Linked DNA regions of Mus musculus: region 1 is linked to region 2. Evidence: chromatin loops called from intact Hi-C (ENCODE). Cell type or tissue: left cerebral cortex. All regions are shown on one strand. Each heading gives the region's core, and the rest is flanking DNA. Links, peaks and the distances in the headings are about the cores only. Region 1 holds the start of Rnf111 (ring finger 111). Region 2 overlaps Fam81a (family with sequence similarity 81, member A).

What was found. A loop is a pair of places that touch in the nucleus more often than their neighbours do. Peaks named below come from ENCODE experiments on the same cell type or tissue, not always from the same donor. Only the 100,000 strongest peaks of a DNase experiment are listed, where the experiment ranks them.
Region 1: it touches region 2 in a loop (2.3-fold over the local background); 6 of 42 quality-filtered maps call a loop at or near these places.

The regions. Positions count from the first base shown.
Region 1 is chr9:70,498,762-70,507,092 of GRCm38, reverse strand. It overlaps Rnf111 (ring finger 111), which reads left to right and starts at 3,318. Exons shown (of 15, transcript NM_033604.3): 1 at 3,318-3,634; 2 at 4,091-4,153. In left cerebral cortex, for the core only: no CTCF peak of the experiment used is centred there; DNase peaks (open chromatin) are centred at 3,266 and 3,707; H3K4me3 peaks cover 2,291 bases; H3K27ac peaks cover 1,580 bases.
Region 2 is chr9:70,106,081-70,114,411 of GRCm38, reverse strand. It overlaps Fam81a (family with sequence similarity 81, member A), which reads left to right. Exons shown (of 9, transcript NM_029784.2): 4 at 4,036-4,154. Among named protein-coding and RNA genes, the nearest start is that of Gm39369, 27 kb to the right of the region's middle. In left cerebral cortex, for the core only: a CTCF peak has its summit at 4,946 (motif pointing left); DNase peaks (open chromatin) are centred at 4,105, 4,945, 6,323, 8,121 and 2 more places; H3K27ac peaks cover 370 bases.

The DNA of each region.
Region 1 (8,331 bases), core at 323-8,322, 390 kb before region 2:
CAGACGCAGATGACAATGGTGGGAGTTGGAGGAGAGGGAAGGGTTTATGTTTAGACCAGAGGAGCAACAGGTGCGAAGATAGGGTGATAGGAAACAAAGGCATACATCCGGCATGTTTGCAGCCAGGAAAGGGCAACACTTTGGTTCTCTAGGTTTGTTGAAGGAAAAGAGCCAGTTGAAAAAGAGGCAAAAACTCCTGGAGCAAAGTTCCTATGGAGGCAAATGGTTAATGATCGAATGAATTAGTCTTGAGCCGGAGAACGGTTTCTTCCACTCCAACAGGCAAAACGTGATTGCACAAACAGAAGGTTGTTAATTTCAGACAGCAAACCTAGGGTTGGTACAGGATGCTGTGTTGGCTTGTTTTGTTTTGAAAGTGTTACAAGAAACTTAAGAAGACTACTGAAATCTACCCACTGGGTGGGGGCAGGATAGTTAAGACCTAGCATGAAAAGATACTGGAGACTCTGGATTTTGAGCAGTTTTATTTGTTAAACCAAGGATTTAGGACCTGAAGGTGATGAAGGGTTATTAAAGGATTTTAAGTTATTCGTTGCTTCCCAGTTTGCTCTGTCCCGACATCTCTTTAGACTTTAACTCATGGTGGTATGGGAGTATAGGGAGGGGGGAACCAGAAAAGTGCTATTGCATGAATCCAGGTGTGAGCTTCCTCCTTCTCTAACTTCCCCCTTACTGCTGCAGATGCAAACCACAGCAGACCTTTCAGTCTTAAGAATTTTCTGATCTGGGCTTCCTGTCTTGGTTTGTCATCACCATCCCTGCAACTATGTCAAAGGCTATTCTGATGTTTTTGTTTTTGTTTGGTTTTTCAAGACAGGGTTTCTCTGTGTAGCCCTGGCTGTCCTGGAACTCACTTTGTAGACCAAGCTGGCCTCAAACTTAGAGATCTGCCTGCCTCTGCCTGGAATTAAAGGCAGGCACCATTACAGCATGGCTCTTCTGATGCTTTTAATTTCAGTGCTTTAGGCATTCTGCACCCAGCCACTTGCAAACTTTCTACCTGGGTAAATGGCACAATCTTGTATTTCAAAGAGAAGTCAAAGGTTTGACCCCCTTAGGCAAGTAAACCTAATTATATTTGTCCAATCATTTCTTTTCAGTACAATGGCCAATTTTATTCATCTGACCAACCATTGTTCTCCAGGGATTATTGGATCTATTATCATTTACCTCTTCATTTTTCTGACCCTTTTCCCTTCAACATATCAAAAGGATTTAAATCCTTACTCTTTTCTTTTTCTCTTTGTTTCTTTGTTTCTTTGTTTCTTTGTTTCTTTCTTTCTTTCTTTCTTCCTTTTTCTTTCTGACTAGGTATCCTGCTAGACTTGTCTCTTTTTCATTCATTACCAATTTAACAAAATAGTATTAGCTCTGGTGTAACTAGTGTGCAATACTTTCTACATTGGGACTTTTCAGCTGAGATATTGACTTCACAGCCCAGATGACTCTTTGTTGTGGGTGGTGTCCTGCCCATGGCTTGGTGCTTAGTACCTCTTACAAGATGTCAGCAACATTTCCCCAGTTGTGACAACCAAAATCATCTTTTGATTATGTCAAACAATACCCGAGTGTCAAAACCAACTTCATAGAGAAACTCTGTTCTCTATGTCAAGATAATCTATGAAGCTGGTCAAGTTTACAGATCTTTCTATTGCTCAACCAACAGCATTTCATGAATCCATGATCATACTCTTTATTGCTAAATTTCCTCCTAATTTTTTACTACCTATATATCTTGACTCAATTTCTCTTCCTTCCTCCTTCCCTCCCTCCCTCTCTAACACATTCAACTCCTCCTAGAATTTCCTTTCACTTCAGCTCTTTAAATAACAAACATTCCACATATCTATTTCCTCTCATTTCTACTCTGGTTGACCTTACCAAAATGCTTGCTTCAACTGTCAGAAATGTAAGTTAATGAATCCGAATCTCCATCATTAGCCCAGTGGTCTACTTAGTTTTAGATTAACACACTCAACAACCAACTAAGTTCAAGCCTTTGGGTAAACATTAGACACTTCAAAAACTCTACCTGATCAGAACAGACAAGTCTTGCCTCTAACCTAAAGTCCCCAACCCAAGAAGCACACATCTTTAGTCCCAGAAGCAGAGGCAGAGGCAGGCAGATTTCTGAATTCGAGGCCAGCCTGGTCTACAGAGTGAGTTCCAGGAAAGCCGGGGCAATACAGAAAAACCCTGTCTCGAAAAAAACCAAACCTAACCAAGCCCGGAAACAAAACAAAACAAAACAAAACAAAACAAAAAAGTCCTGGGCTTTGATAGTCCCGATAGAATTCTACTTGTAGAGGGCAGCAACTAGGGAGGCTGAGGAAATCCAAATCCAATGTTTTCCATTTCTTCTTCTTTTAAAATTTAAAAATACTCCCAGTTCTTGGGAGGCAGAGTCAGGTGGATCTCTGAGTCTCTGGAGTGAGTTCCAAGACAGCCAGGGCTACACAGAGAAACTCTGTCTCGAAAAACCAAAACCAAACCAAACCAAGCCAAAAAATCACCTTCACTAAATATGGAGAACATGAGTGAATATTATCGACGAGCTGATGTAGAAGGAGGTTATTAATGCTTGTTAAATACTTAATTGGTAATATAAGGTACTTTAAGTCGTCATATTTGACCTCACAAGATCATTTTGAAGCATATAAGGCTATCATGTTTTATAGAAGAGGAAACTGAGATTTATAAAGGTGTTAATAAGTCAGCTTGGGCACCCTCACTTTGCTTTCTGACCGGAAATCTGTCTGATTGACTGCAGAGCCCACTCTCTGTCCTTACATCCTTCTAGGGCACACAATAAAAACTGCAATCTTCTGGGTTTTGTGAGGCAATTAAGAAGTCATCTGCGATTGTATAGCTCCCAGGCTACCTAATAATACATTTGAAATGATTTTGAAAATTCACTTCACCAGTGAGATGAGATCTCTGTTTTGGGTATCATCTGCTGAGAAAGACACTAACCCGTGTTTTTTTGTTTTTTTATTTAAAGGCGCGACTAGTGCAATCAGTAAGCTGGAATAATTTTTAGTTTGAGAAAAAGCAACCAGTACGTAGGCGGAATTATGCTGAAGCACTGTTGAGCCCGAAATCACGGAAGAAAGTGAACCCAACCACCTTATTTTTAACTTAGTCCCACTGGGCCAACAGTTCGCCTAAGCCAGTGCAAAGAGGAAGGACTGGGACGCAGGGGGGCGGTCCCTGGCCCGCACATGCGCAGACATACTGCTGTGAGAGGGCGTGAGGGTCCGGAGCGCTCGCTTTCCGAACTGTCGTAAAAGGGCCCCGGTGTCGCGCTCGCGCAGTCGGGGAGGGCCGGCCCAGGCTGCGGCGGCGGCGACGGCGATGGTGGCGGGGCGCTGGTGCTGCGCGGCGTAAGGCACGCCGGCCGTTCAGGGTCGCGAGCGCGCGTGGGCCGCGATCGGGTGCTCGGAGCCGGGTCCAGCCGAGCCAGGCTCAGCCTCACGCTCCGCGGCGGCGGTGTTGACAGACGCCCTCCTGAGGAGAGCCGCCCGGCCCGCCTCAGCCTCACCCGGCCGAGCGCTGTTCCCCAGCCCCGCGCCAGCGAGTCCGGGACCTGGCCGCACGGGGCCTGCGGACTCGGGTGAGGGCGCCGGCGGAAGGGGGGGGGGTGCGGGGGAGGGGAGCGGCGCGGTGGCGCTTGCGCGCGGCGGGGGAGGGGCCGAGCAGGAGGGAGAAAGAGGAAGGGCCGCGGCGGCCGGCCCGGGTCGGCGACAGGGGAATGACCGCGGGTCCCGGACGGCGCGGAGTGGCTCATTGTGTCCGGGCAAGAGTCCGCCCGCGGACACACCCACGGCCTCTTGGGAGGGGGTGGGTGAGGGGATTGCGCCCCGGGGCCGCCGCTCGCCAGCGGGACTGGGGCTCAGGGCCGAGGAGTGGGGGTGACAATGGAGTGAGGAAGGTAACCCCGGCTGGAGCCGGGAGCCGCCCGGTGCGGGCGGGCACGCGCAGTCCGCGGAGCAGAAGACAGGCGCGTCTGATATTGTGTGGAGTTGGCTGGTTAGTCATTAAAAAAAGATGTTTTCTTTATCCTGCCTAGATAATTGATCGGAGTCAGCAGTGGTGCGGTGGAAATATCGGTTTTTGTTCTGGAGAAATAGAGGTTTGTCACCACACTTCTTAGATTATAGAGCTTTATAGATAATTTTAAAAAAAAAGTGTGACTTTTTAGCGTCCAAAAAAAACAACAACCAAAAACCAAAAAACCAGGAAGTTGTAGCTAGCGCCTTCACTTAATTTGCTCATGTCTGGGGTGACTCCATTGTATTGTTGAGAGCTTTCCTGTTCCTTGATTTATGTACAGAATGAGTTTAGAACTCCTGAGTAGCAGTGAGTGAGCCAGCTGACAGAGACCTCATTGTCAGAGTTCTGACAGCTCTTGAACCTGACTTGATCCAAACTTAGTTCCATTTGGCACTTTTATCTTTAATTTTCTTGTTTTGGGGACCTCTTTAACCAAAGAGAGCAAAATCAAAAAAAAGATGAACAGAGGTTCCTCATATCTTTACCATTTGTCTTTGCAATAGCTCTCACGTGACTTAATACAGATGTCCTTTCAAGAATTCTGATTTTACTTAGCTTTTGAGTCTACGTTAAAGAACCCAAACAAACCCCAAAACCTTCATGTGCGTATATACCAGTGTGTGGGGTCTGTACATGTGAGTGCAGGTGCCTCTGAGGCCGGAAGAGGACCTAGTACTCTGGAGTGGTAGTTAAAGGAGGTTTTGCACTGCCCTGTATAGGTGCTGAGTCCCGATTGGGTCCTCAGCCAGCATAGTAAGCACTCTTGACAACAAACCATTTTTCCAGGTCTGGATTTATATTTTGATAGTTTGTAACTAAGTGATTTTTTGTTTTGTTTTTATTTTAGTAAAAAGGTTTAGTAGAAACTGGTCATTGTAATATTGTGTTACATTGTGACATAGGTTTTAAGGAAGCTCTTCTATTTTGAAGAGAAACAATTTAGCTTTAAATTACTTTTGTAGCAGGAGTGCTGAGTGTGTGATGGCTCGAGTTGCCTTTAATCCTAACATTTGGGAGGCAGAGCCTAGCTTGGTGTATATAGTGAGTTCTACAACAGCCCATACTATGTAGAGAGATCCTATTTTAAATACCCACCCCCAAAATATATATTACTTTTGCTACTTTCTTAGGGTGTAACCATGGACAAATTATTTCATTGTATCCTGCTTGCTTGTTACCTCAGAGTCTCAGTAGTATCTGAAAAAATTACTGAGGGCATTTGTGAGTTGGGTGAATGATAGTGGGGAAAATTAGCAAGAATAATTTTTGTTTGTTTGTTTGTTTGTTTTCGAGACAGGGTTTCTCTGTATAGCCCTGGTTGTCCTAGAACTCACTCTGTAGACCAGGCTGGCCTCGAACTCAGAAATTCGCCTGTCTCTAGTAGTTTTTTTCTTAATAATCAGGGTTGGGTGTCATGTATGTGTGTTTTCTTTTGTCATCTTTCCCCTTTGTTCTCTGTATATTGGTCACTTGTATCCCAGATGGTTCACTAGAAATAGTCAGTCTTTAGCTCCTATACTCAGAAATCTTTCTGCCTCAGCCTCCAAAGGAGCTGGGACTGCAGGTTTCTGTCATTGTACTTGGGTCTCGAGTTTATAGTTGAAAAAAGCTATAATAAAAATAATTAGGCTTAATGAAGAATGTGTGCTAGCTGGGGTTATATTCAGCAAGTTTTGTTTTGGTGTTTCATATTTGTAAGAAATTGAGACATGTTTCTACTGATATTCTAAGAGAACAGCAGTTTATTTGCATAAAGCTAAAGAGCAGTAAGTTTTTGAGCAGGTGCATCTGAGTACAGTTTTTTTTTTTAAGTTGAAAATATGAAATAGAAAATTCATTGTATCAAAACATTCATAGCTTAAAAGTCTTAAAGATGTCATGATTAGCCGGGCAGTGGTGGCACACGCCTTTAATCCCAGCACTCGGGAGGCAGAGGCAGGCGGATTTCTGAGTTCGAGGCCAGCCTGGTCTACAGAGTGAGTTCCAGGACAGCCAGGGCTACACAGAGAAACCCTGTCTCGAAAAACAAAAAAAACAAAACAAAACAAAAAAGTTATGGTAATAAAGGGCTTTGGTATCATGCATTAGTTACAACTTAGTTATATGTGTCCCTGCTTTTACCCCAACTCCATGGACTTGGGTCTTTAATAGAGGGAAATAGACTGACAGAACAACAACAACAAAATAATAGTAATTAAGATTTGTTACATTTGTTTAGGTGTAGTATGGTTGTTGTACATTGGATCTGAATTTATTGTTAACTTTTCTTGAAGTTATAGCCTTCTCAATTAGTAAAATGAGTATAAAATTCATAAATGTTCATTTCTAGCCTCTGGTTTTGGGTGTGTGTGTGCCACATTTAATAGCTTCTATTTTTAGTTCTTTCAATATTCACTGTTAGATTTATCAGGACAGCTCTCTAGAAAGAAATGCTCTATGGAGAGTATAAATTGATGCGTGTATGCAAATAAAGCACATACATATGCATTAACCTTCAATGAAGCCATATTTGTTCATGGTAGTGGATAATTCTGTCCATTGGAGAAGTTACTCAGAGTGTTTTGTTTGTTTTGTGTTTTCCGAAGATGGGAGTGTACTATAACCTGGTTCTCATTGAATATCTCAGGCTGGCCACTCAGGTCACCAAAGTGCTGGTGATTACAAGTGTGAGCTTGTGTCCAGTTTTACCAACCTTTTACACCTTTCAGAAAATTCTAAATATGAATACACCCCCCAAACCCCAACCCCTGATTTTGAGACCAGGCTCTCAGGCATCTCAGGTTAAATTCACTGTAAAGCCAGAAAGTTCCTTGAATTTCTCCCCCTCCCCTCCCCTCCCTTCCCCCCCCCCCTTCTTTCTTTCTTTCCCTGAGACTAGGTTTCTCTGTGTAGCCCTAGAATTCACTTTGTAGCTTAGGCTCAAACTCAGATCTGCCTGCCTGTGCATCTCAAGTGCTGGCATCAAAGGTGTGTGTCAATTTAAGTATATTGAATTTCTAATCCTCTTCTAGATGTGGGATAGTATGGGCTACAGCATTGTTTATAAAAATGATACTTTGGTTTTGGTTTTTCGAGACAGGGTTTCTCTTTATAGCCCTGGCTGTCCTGGAACTCACTTTGTAGACCAGGCTGGCCTCGAACTCAGAAATTCTCCTGCCTCTGCCTCCGGAGTGCTGGGATTAGAAATCCACCTGCCTCTGTCTCCCAAGTGCTGGGATTAAAGTCGTGTGTCACCACTGCCCGGCATATTGACCATCTTATACTCTATTCTCTCTTGTATCTCTCAGGTTGCTGCCTGGGTTTCTGTAGGTAGTCAGAAATTGACAATAGATGAAAAGAAAGTTACAAATGATAGAAACACAGAGCAGAGCTGATATGTTACATGGAGGTTTTACATTATGATATACTTTAAGTATGTGTTGATTGCCTCATGTTGTAGGCAGATACTGATTGGTCTGCAGGGATCAAGATGTTGCCTTCATAGAGTAGACAGTCTGTTGAGTTACAACCTCATAAATAGGATAAATAGTGGTGAGTGCCTTGAGGAAAATAAGATCATGTTGTAGAGAAGAATGGAAATAGGCTTCTTATGTAGGTAGAAAGGTGGCACAGCCGTGTTTTAGAGTTACTCTCAGATGAGATAAAGATGATAATAATATGTTTACTTACGTAGGAACATGTCTAGATTTTAGAGCTAGAGACTGAAGAATGAGAAAAGAGGCTGTAGGGGCTGGAGGGATGGCTTAGCAGTTAAGAGCACTGACTTTTCTTCTGAAGGTCCTGAGTTCAAATCCCAGCAACCACATGGTGGCTCACAACCATCTGTAATGACATCTGACGCCTCTACTGGTGTGTCTGAAGACAGCTACAGTGTACTTACATATAATAATAAATAAATCTTTTTAAAAAAAAAAAGAGAGAAAAGGGGATGAGAATTTAGCTCTGGGGGAGAGTGTTTACCTCAAAATTTCAAGGGCCTGAGTTCAGTCTCCAGCACTGAAAAGGGGGGATTGCATGGTAGCTCATAGTAGAGTTCTTATGTGTCTGCATGTTCATGTGTATGATGTGGAGGCCAGAGCATACCCTTGAGTGTTGGTCCTCCAATGCTGTATTTGTTAGGGTTCTCAAGAGGAGCAGAACTTAGAGAATGAACCTATTTATATATAGAAAAGAGATTAGAGTGACTTACAGGCTGTGGCCCAGGTATTCCAACACTGGCTGTCTACCAATGGAAAGTTTAAGAATCTAGTAGTTGTA
Region 2 (8,331 bases), core at 203-8,202:
CCCTTATTTTACAAGCTTCTTGGCACACAGCAGGAACCAACCTGTGTGTCTATTTTATATTCTTTCTTCTTGCTCAGTATTGAACTCTACACAGTTTGCCTTGTTTTTAAAGTCCTCTGTGACAGCCAGGCACAGTGCTGCAAACCTTAAATCCCAGCACTGGGGGGGGTGGGGGGGTGGGGGTGGGGGTGGCAAAGGCAGATGTACTGATGTGAATTGAAGCCAATCTGGGATACATAGCAAGTTCTAGGCTAGCCAGGGCTACAGACTGAGAGCTGCCTCTAAATAAACAGACAAACAGTTAAATGGTCACCTCTCGCAAACCTCTCAGGTTTGCATAGAGATGTGAGAGTTGTGAAAACTGAAACAGTTGCTCTGGGGAATCACCTATGAAAACATTTTTATGCTGACACTTACTGTTTTTCTTTGAAGATTAATTCTAAGACGTAGAATTACTTGATCAAAAATCTGAACAACATGGATAAATTTTGGCTACCTTATCAACTGTGCTTCTTGGATTTTGTTGTTGTAGTGCTTTGGGGATTACAATTCAAATACTGTATTTCAATTTATTTTTTAAGTGTATGTATGTATGTACGTATGTATGTATGTATGTATATGTTCATGCATGTGTATGTAGTGTGTCTGTAGAGGTCAGAGGTTGATGTGCAGTGTCTTCCTGAACCCATCCCTATCATAGTTTGGACACAGGGTCAGATCCTCCTGTCTCTGCCTTTCCAGTGTTGGAATCACAGCTTGTGTGGGCAGGCCTGGCTTTTACGTGGGTACTGGGGATCAAGCTTGAGATATTTTCCTTGCATGGGAAGCACTGACCAACTGAGCCATAATAAATAAATTCAAAAAAATTTTAGTAGACCTTGGGCTGGATGTATATATAAGTACTATACATAAGGCTCTGTGTTCAGTCTCTAGTATAGCAAAGCAAACAATAAAACAGATATTTTATTTATTTATTTAGCTATGTTAGACCCACAGCAGAACAGAACAGAAAGCCTTCATTCTGCCTGAGCCTTCATATATATATATCACCCCTGTCCCACACCCTGTCAGCCACATCCCCTATTGGAGTTCTACCTCAGAATGGTTCTGGACCTTACCAAGTATGATAGCCAGATCTTTTGATCTTCCTTCCTCCACTGCCAGATGTTGGGATTACAGATGTGTCTGCCATGTGAGGCTTACTCTGCTCGGATAGAACACAAGGCTATGCAGTGCTCCGCACACACGCTAGCAGCTGGACTACATCCTCAGCCCCCAGTGTATGGTTTCTGTGTCTCTGGCTACTAGAAAGGTTGACTGCGTTAATTATTTTAAGCCCCTTGTTTGCGAATTCCTTTCCATTTTCTTTACTCAGGGCTGGAAAACCGAAGCAAAGCCTGGCATCTAATGCACTGGTGCCCTAGGAGAGCGCCTGCTTCTTTTGCATCTATCTTCAGGCCCACTCCCTAGCTTTGACTTTCTGGGGACAGGACCTGGGACTCTTCATATAAAACAGGTCTTCTGGATGTCATGTGTGTTTCCCAAAGGCATTTGAGCACCATGGCCTTGTGTCTTATTATTATCAACAAAATCTGAAGAAACCCAAACAGAAAGCATGAGTGTTTCTTCCTATTTGTTGTTGTTGTTGCTTCTATTAGGGGTAGCTTCCCATTGTGCTTATTGAGGAGAGAGGGAGAGAGAGAGAGAGAGAGAGAGAGAGAGAGAGAGAGAGAGAGAGAGACAGAGAGAGACAGAGAGAGAGAGAGAGAGAGCGCTCCGCCAGTGCCTTTCACCAGTGGGAGAGAGCCAGAGATGGATTAGTCAGGCTTGAGGTCTCCTTGCAGGAATGTGCTCAGATGAGTAACGTTTTGCCATTCATAGGTGATTGTAGCTAGTGTGCGCATTCTTCAGAGAGCAGGTTCATTCATTCAAAAATTGGGAGCCATAGGAAATAATAGGTCTGGCAATTGCAAATTCCATTTTCAGTGGCAATAAAATGTGTCACCAAGCTGAACAAAATAGGGAAACAGTTCCCTGTATGGGTGCTGGCGGTAAGGGACACTGGCCACTTGCTGCCTGCCCCCTCACTAGTCCCTCCCCCCGTCCTTGCCCCCCCCCCCTTCTTGTGCACCTGGACTGCACAGACAAGAGGGTCTGGCAGTGCCAGCTGCAGCCGGGAAAGGCAGAGTGAGGCCTTAGCAATCTGAGGAGGAGGAGCCGGGCACATTGCCTCCCTCTACAGAAGGAGGCAAGGAGACATTGTGGAGGTAGCTGTGGAGGCCCACTCTCCCACTCTTCCTCTTAGTCTTTGGCTACGACTGGCACAACTCCCTCACTGGCTGTACCTCCAGCCTACTGACGCTTCCACTCCTGTCAGAAACACCCACTGAGCACGCCAGTGAGCCGACAAAGGAAAGCTCTATCCCATCCGAGGACCCAGCAGCCATAGGAGGAGGAAAAGCCACGCCCCCCAGCAGAGGGAACCAGCGGCCCGGAATAAAAGAGCAGTTTACATACTTAGGACCCCTGAGCACAGTGTAAAACTGCTGCCTTGAATTTAGAGTTTTCTGGGTCCCAGGAAAGAGTGGAAGAAATCCCGGAGAGATGAGCATCAAAATCAGAATGGAGCTGTCAGGAAGGGCAAGCTAGACTGGCGCAGGAATGGCAGGCGCTCCAGCGGGAGGGGGCAGAAGGAGAGAGGCAATTCTAGTTACACACGGGAGTTACTCATGGGTTGAAGAGTTTGAAAAGTTCACCAAGCTCCAGGTTAAAGCTTCGGTTTTAAAAGCAGAGTTGGGTCGTCGATTCTGGTAAGATGGATCGGTGGTCCAGTTTGATTTGGTTACTAGCACCCACCTTAGTCCCAATTACCCCCAACTCCAGTTGCAGAGCGTCAGACACCCTCTTCTGGAGTTCATGGTCACCCACACACCGGGCATAGGCTCTCACACACATGCACTTAAGTGAAAATTCGAAAACTCGGTCATGTGCCATGAAGCAAAACTTAGCATGTTAAAAACATGAAATGTCTTACCGACTTTTTTAATAAGCCAGTATAGTGAGGATTAATTAACAAAGACAGAGCCAGTGAGGTGGAACAGCAGGAAAAGGCATTTGCTGCCACTCCTAAAAACTTCAATCCGATCCCTAGGAGCCTGGGATCGAGAGAATCCACTCCCGAAAATTGTTCTCTTGAAACCTACTCCTAACTAAATAAAATGTTATTTAAAAAATAAAAAAATAAAAAAAACAGCTTGAAATAAAGAAACACATTTTAAATTCTGTTTTGACTTTTTGCGACGTCTTGTGATGTAACCTTGGCTAGCCTCCAATTCAAAACCCTCCTGAGTGTTGGGATTACATACTTGTGCCACTGTGTGGGCCAACTCTAATTAATTCTGACATCCTTAGATAGTCAGACATCCTTAAATCAAAGAGAAATTCAATCCAAAATTAAAACCATGTAAAATAAAATAACAGGAGCAGGGCACGGTGGCTTATCTCTGAGCTCCTCGGTGCTTGGGGTGGCCCAGGCAGGAGGAGGGGAAATTAGAGGCCAGCTTTGATTACACCATGAGCTACTGTCTCAAAAGACAAATAAACAAATAAGTCTACACGCAGCTTAAGGCATAGCAGATAAATAAAATCACTCCCATACGAAGGAAAGATAATAAAAAAATAAAAGAACACAGTTTTATTGGTGGATTAGGGAACTCTCAGTGGAGAGTTATACCTCTTTCTGGGCTTACTGGTTCTCTGCTTCTGGGTTCATCAGTTCACTGATAAAAAGAGCTCCTTAGGCAGGCAGATGTTCATGAGTGTAAGGCCAGCCTGATCTACACATCAAGTTCAGGACCAGCCAGGGTTAACAGTAAGACCTTTAGTTTTAAACAAACAAACAAACTAACTAACTAACAAACAAACAAAATCTTCTTTTGGGAAAAAAATGAGTCGAGCACTCATATACTTTCCTGAATTATGAAATGGACACGTGTGAATTTGCCACTGACCCTAAGTGTCCTTTTTGTTGCCCAGGTTCTCCAGGAGCAGATCCGTGCCAGGGACAACATCAGCTATGGAACTAATTCTGCCTTAAAGACGCTGGAGATGCGCCAGCTCTCTGGCTTGGGAGATCTCCGAGGAAGAGTTGCAAGGTAGGTGCCCTCAAAACATCCCACGGAAGTGTCTTGGGGAAGGAAGGGTTATTTTGGCTCACAGCTGGAAGTTACAGTCCATCAGGTGGGGAAGATGTGTCATCAGGAGTGTGAGGTGACTATTCTCATGGGGTTCAAGGTCAAGGAGCAGAGGGAGATGGGTTATAACTAAGATTGATTTCTTCTTTTTATTCAGTCTGGGACGAGAGCCCCTGAGGCGGCTCTGGCCACACTCAGGGTAGGTTTTTCCCTCTTCAGTTTCGCCTCTCTAGTAACGCCCTCACAGCTAAGCCCAGAGGTCTTCTGGGTGATTCTGAATTCAGTCAAGCTGGCCAGGAAGATGACCAGTACAGCAGGTATTCAAATGTTGGAGACTTTACTCCTTGAGAGCAATTTCGTTTGACGTTGAGATGCTCAGGGAGTAAAGTGCTCACTGTTGGAAGTTTGCTGAACTGAGGTGGAAGGAGGGCACTAACTCCACGAGGTTGTTCTTTTCTCTCAGATCTCTCTCTCTCTCTCTCTCTCTCTCTCTCTCTCTCTCTCTCTCTCTCTCACACACACACACACACACACACACACACAGAGCACTGCCCTCATCACCACCATCATCATAAATACCCATACTTTTTATGAACTCCAATTTAGTGAAGAAGTCCAGTAATTTCTTTTACTACCCCCTTTCTAGCTTTGACCACAGAAGCTACTGGCAGACTTCAACCCTGGGTGTCAGCCTGCCATGATTTCTTTCAGTGCCAAAACTGGCTGGGTCATCATGGGAGGAAATGATCAGAGAGCGCCCTCTGCTGGTGGAAGTTATTTGGTCACGTAATAGTATGGTCAGTGAATCACGTAACTCACAGCTTACTGTTTGAATGCCTTTTCAAATGTTCATCTTTGTTATAATTAACTTTTTTTTTATTTCCTGAAATTATTGATTTCCCATAGGCTGGAAATTTTAATATGTGTTTTCCTATAAGTGTGGAAAGTGATTTTCTCTTTACTTGGGTATTTTCCATGAACCCAGAGCCTCAGGATTACCTGGGATATTTCTTCAAATGTATTTTGTTTACAGTTACATTTATGCGCTTATGCGCACAGGTGTGTATACACACGTGTGTGTACTGTGTCACCTGTGTGGATATCAGAGGATAAATGCAGAAATCAATACTCTCCTTCTACCCCACCTGTCTCGGGAAACTCAAGTTATCGGGTCTAGCTAGTGCTTTTACGGGTTGTGCCTTCTTCCTGGCTCTTACCTGGGACCTTGTGAGCAATGTCCACTGCTCCCACGTCCCACAGCTACTGAATTAGAATCTGTTTCTAAAGAGATACCTGGGTTCTAGGCGCACTATATTTGAGAGTTGTTGCAAGAGGCCTTCCCTTCCGGATTACTTTTAGCTGGCTGGGATGAAGTTGTCCTGACTACAGTTGGGCCTCTTTTACCCTCTGCTGCTATCAAGCGCTCAGTACAACTTTACAGCTAATAATGGGGATTTGGAGCAAAGACGCACTTTCAGCCAGTTTGGGGTAGCAGTGAGCTCAGGTGAGCATGGGATGAAATTAGGAACGAGACCAACAGAGACCAGGCACTGTTAAGGCCGCAGAGAGAGCCACGGTCTGGTGTATTTGTGACGAAACCTAGTTATTGATTGATGTCCATAGGTGCTACAGTAGAGAAAGAACCTCACCAAGATGCTAAGTCTCCATTTTCTGAAGAAGCAGAGGGGTTCAGCCTTCTTGGAAAAGGCTGACCCCCGCCTAGCTCACTGCAGTTACTTTATTCAAACATCATACAAGGTTAATTGGGGCTGGGAAAGGTTCCAGCTACCAAAGTTATCTTGCCCTTGCTGCCCCTGAGAGCAGACAATTCCCACAGATCTCGGTCCCTTTTGACCATGGCTAGCCATAACCAAAAGAAAGAATTCCTGGTTTGTCGGGAGCACCTTGGGACCAAGGTCGGGGCAGCTGCAGGCTCTCACGTAGCACCAAGTGCAGATCCTCTAAACAAATAACATCTCTTCAAGGTTCAAACAGCCACAGAACAATTTCTCAGCTTCTATTGATTGACCCAAACACAGCAAAGGCTTTGCTGAGACACTGCACTCAAAGCCAGACACAGCGGCTTACTATACATTTCCCTTAAAGCCAGACATAGCGGCTTTACTATGCATATCACAACATCTAGTGTCTTGTATTCCGGGCATGCGTCTTGGCAGACTGAAGGGTAAAGAACTGTGTTCAGCTGGAGGAGGCTCTAAGGGCTGAATGAAGGGTGGAGTCTCCACTCCTCTCTGGTTCTTGCTGGTGTGTTGTTCTGTTCTGTTTTGTTCTGTTCTGTTTTGTTTTGTTTTGTTTTTATTTACTTAATGTGCAGGCGTGTGCCAGACTGTGTATATGCACCGTATGTATGCAGGAGTCTATGGACGAGAGGAGAAGACATCAGATTCCCTGGAACTGCAGTTCTAGGCGTTTGGAAGCTACCCTGAATTCTGGGGACTGAACCCAGCTCTCTGCAAGAGCAGTGAGCACTCTTAACCTCTGGGTCACCTCTCCAGCTCCTCCTCCTCCTCCTCCTCCTCCTCCTTCTTTATTTGGAATGGAAATGGAGTCTCCATAACTCTAGCAGGCCCTGCTCCATCTCGTCCTGTCTCAGTCTCCTGAGTGCTGGGACTGGAGGTGTGCTCCACCATGTCTGGCCTGTGTCATTTGCCAGGATGAACCCCTCCAGTCTCCATAGTCTGATCTCCTCACCCCTCCCTACTGTTGTCTTGCCCCTTCAGTCATATGCCAACCCTTGTTAATCTTCCCAGAAAAGTCATTCTTCTACCATAGGGCCTTGGCACGTGCTGGTCTCCCACTGAGGACCTTTCCACTTCCTCTTCTTACTCCTTGTCCACCTTTAAAGGGTAGCACAGATGTCCTCTGCTCCGGGAGTACTCCCTGACACCCTGCCTGCAGAGTGCCCTCTCCCCCAACGACGTAAGCCCCACCCAGTCACTCCGCTGTCTTCTGAGTTGTCTTAGAGTGGGGCTCTGTATCATTTACTTCTGTAGTCAAGTCCCTGGAGCCCGTTGAGAACAGGAGATACTCAACTAATGCTTGCTTGGATGGATGCCCGAGCTAGAAAAGTCACTGGGGCAGGACTGAGAACTCTTGAGTCCTTGTTTGGCTTTTAAAAGACCCCGAAGCTCAGAGAACAGCGGGAACTTGGAAGGACTTGAGACCACAAGGTGGAGCAGGGACTTGAGACGGCTGAGGAGTTTCATGGCCACTGTGTTTGTTAGTGGTCTTTCTTTACAGCAGTGGTTCTCACCCTTCCTAGCACTGCAGCCTTTTAACTCAGTTTCTCATGCTGTACTGACCCCCAGCCATAAAAGTATTTTCATTGCCACTTCATAACTGTAGCTTTGCTACTGATATGAATCTTAATGTAAATAGCTGTGTTTTCTGATCCTCTTAGATGACCCCTATAAAGGAGTCATTTGACCCCAAAGGGGTCCCCACTCACAGGCTGAGAATCACTGTTCTAAAGCGACAGAACCAACAGTGGTGTGTGTGTGTGTGTGTGTGTGTGTGTGTGTCTATGTGTGTAATGATTATATTGGTCTATGTAGCACAGTCTGGCAGTCAGATGTTGATTATCTCCATGCTGGAGAGGCTGAGGACCCAGGAGCTGCTTAGCCAGACACCTCAGCAGCCCAACCCTGGTGCTGAGGGCCTGGGGGATTCCCAGAGAGCGAGAGGTCTTTAGTCCACGTTGGAAGCCTGAAGAAAGTCTGATATCAGTGGGGGAGGGTAGCAGTATCAGCAAGAGGGTAGATGACCTTGTTAGTAAGGCTCAAAGGCAAGGAGGCACACAGCACAGGTTCCTCTCAGACCCCCTCTTATCTGGGCTGCCACAGGAAGGTGCTGCCTATGTTTAGTGTGGGTCTTCTCACTTCTGGTTGCCTGATGAGAAAAATCCCTCACAGATGTGCCCACTAGCTGGATCCAGTCAAGATGATAACCCAAATTAACTGTCACGCTGCTGTGGGTGCGGGTGGAGATTTAAGGTGCATGTGTGCCACAGGCAGGGAAAGAGTGGGCCACAAATGGCTGCTATCAGCACCTCCGCTGGACAGTGCACACTGGTGTCATCTTTATGACGTTGTATCTAGACCAAGAAGAATTCTCTTGA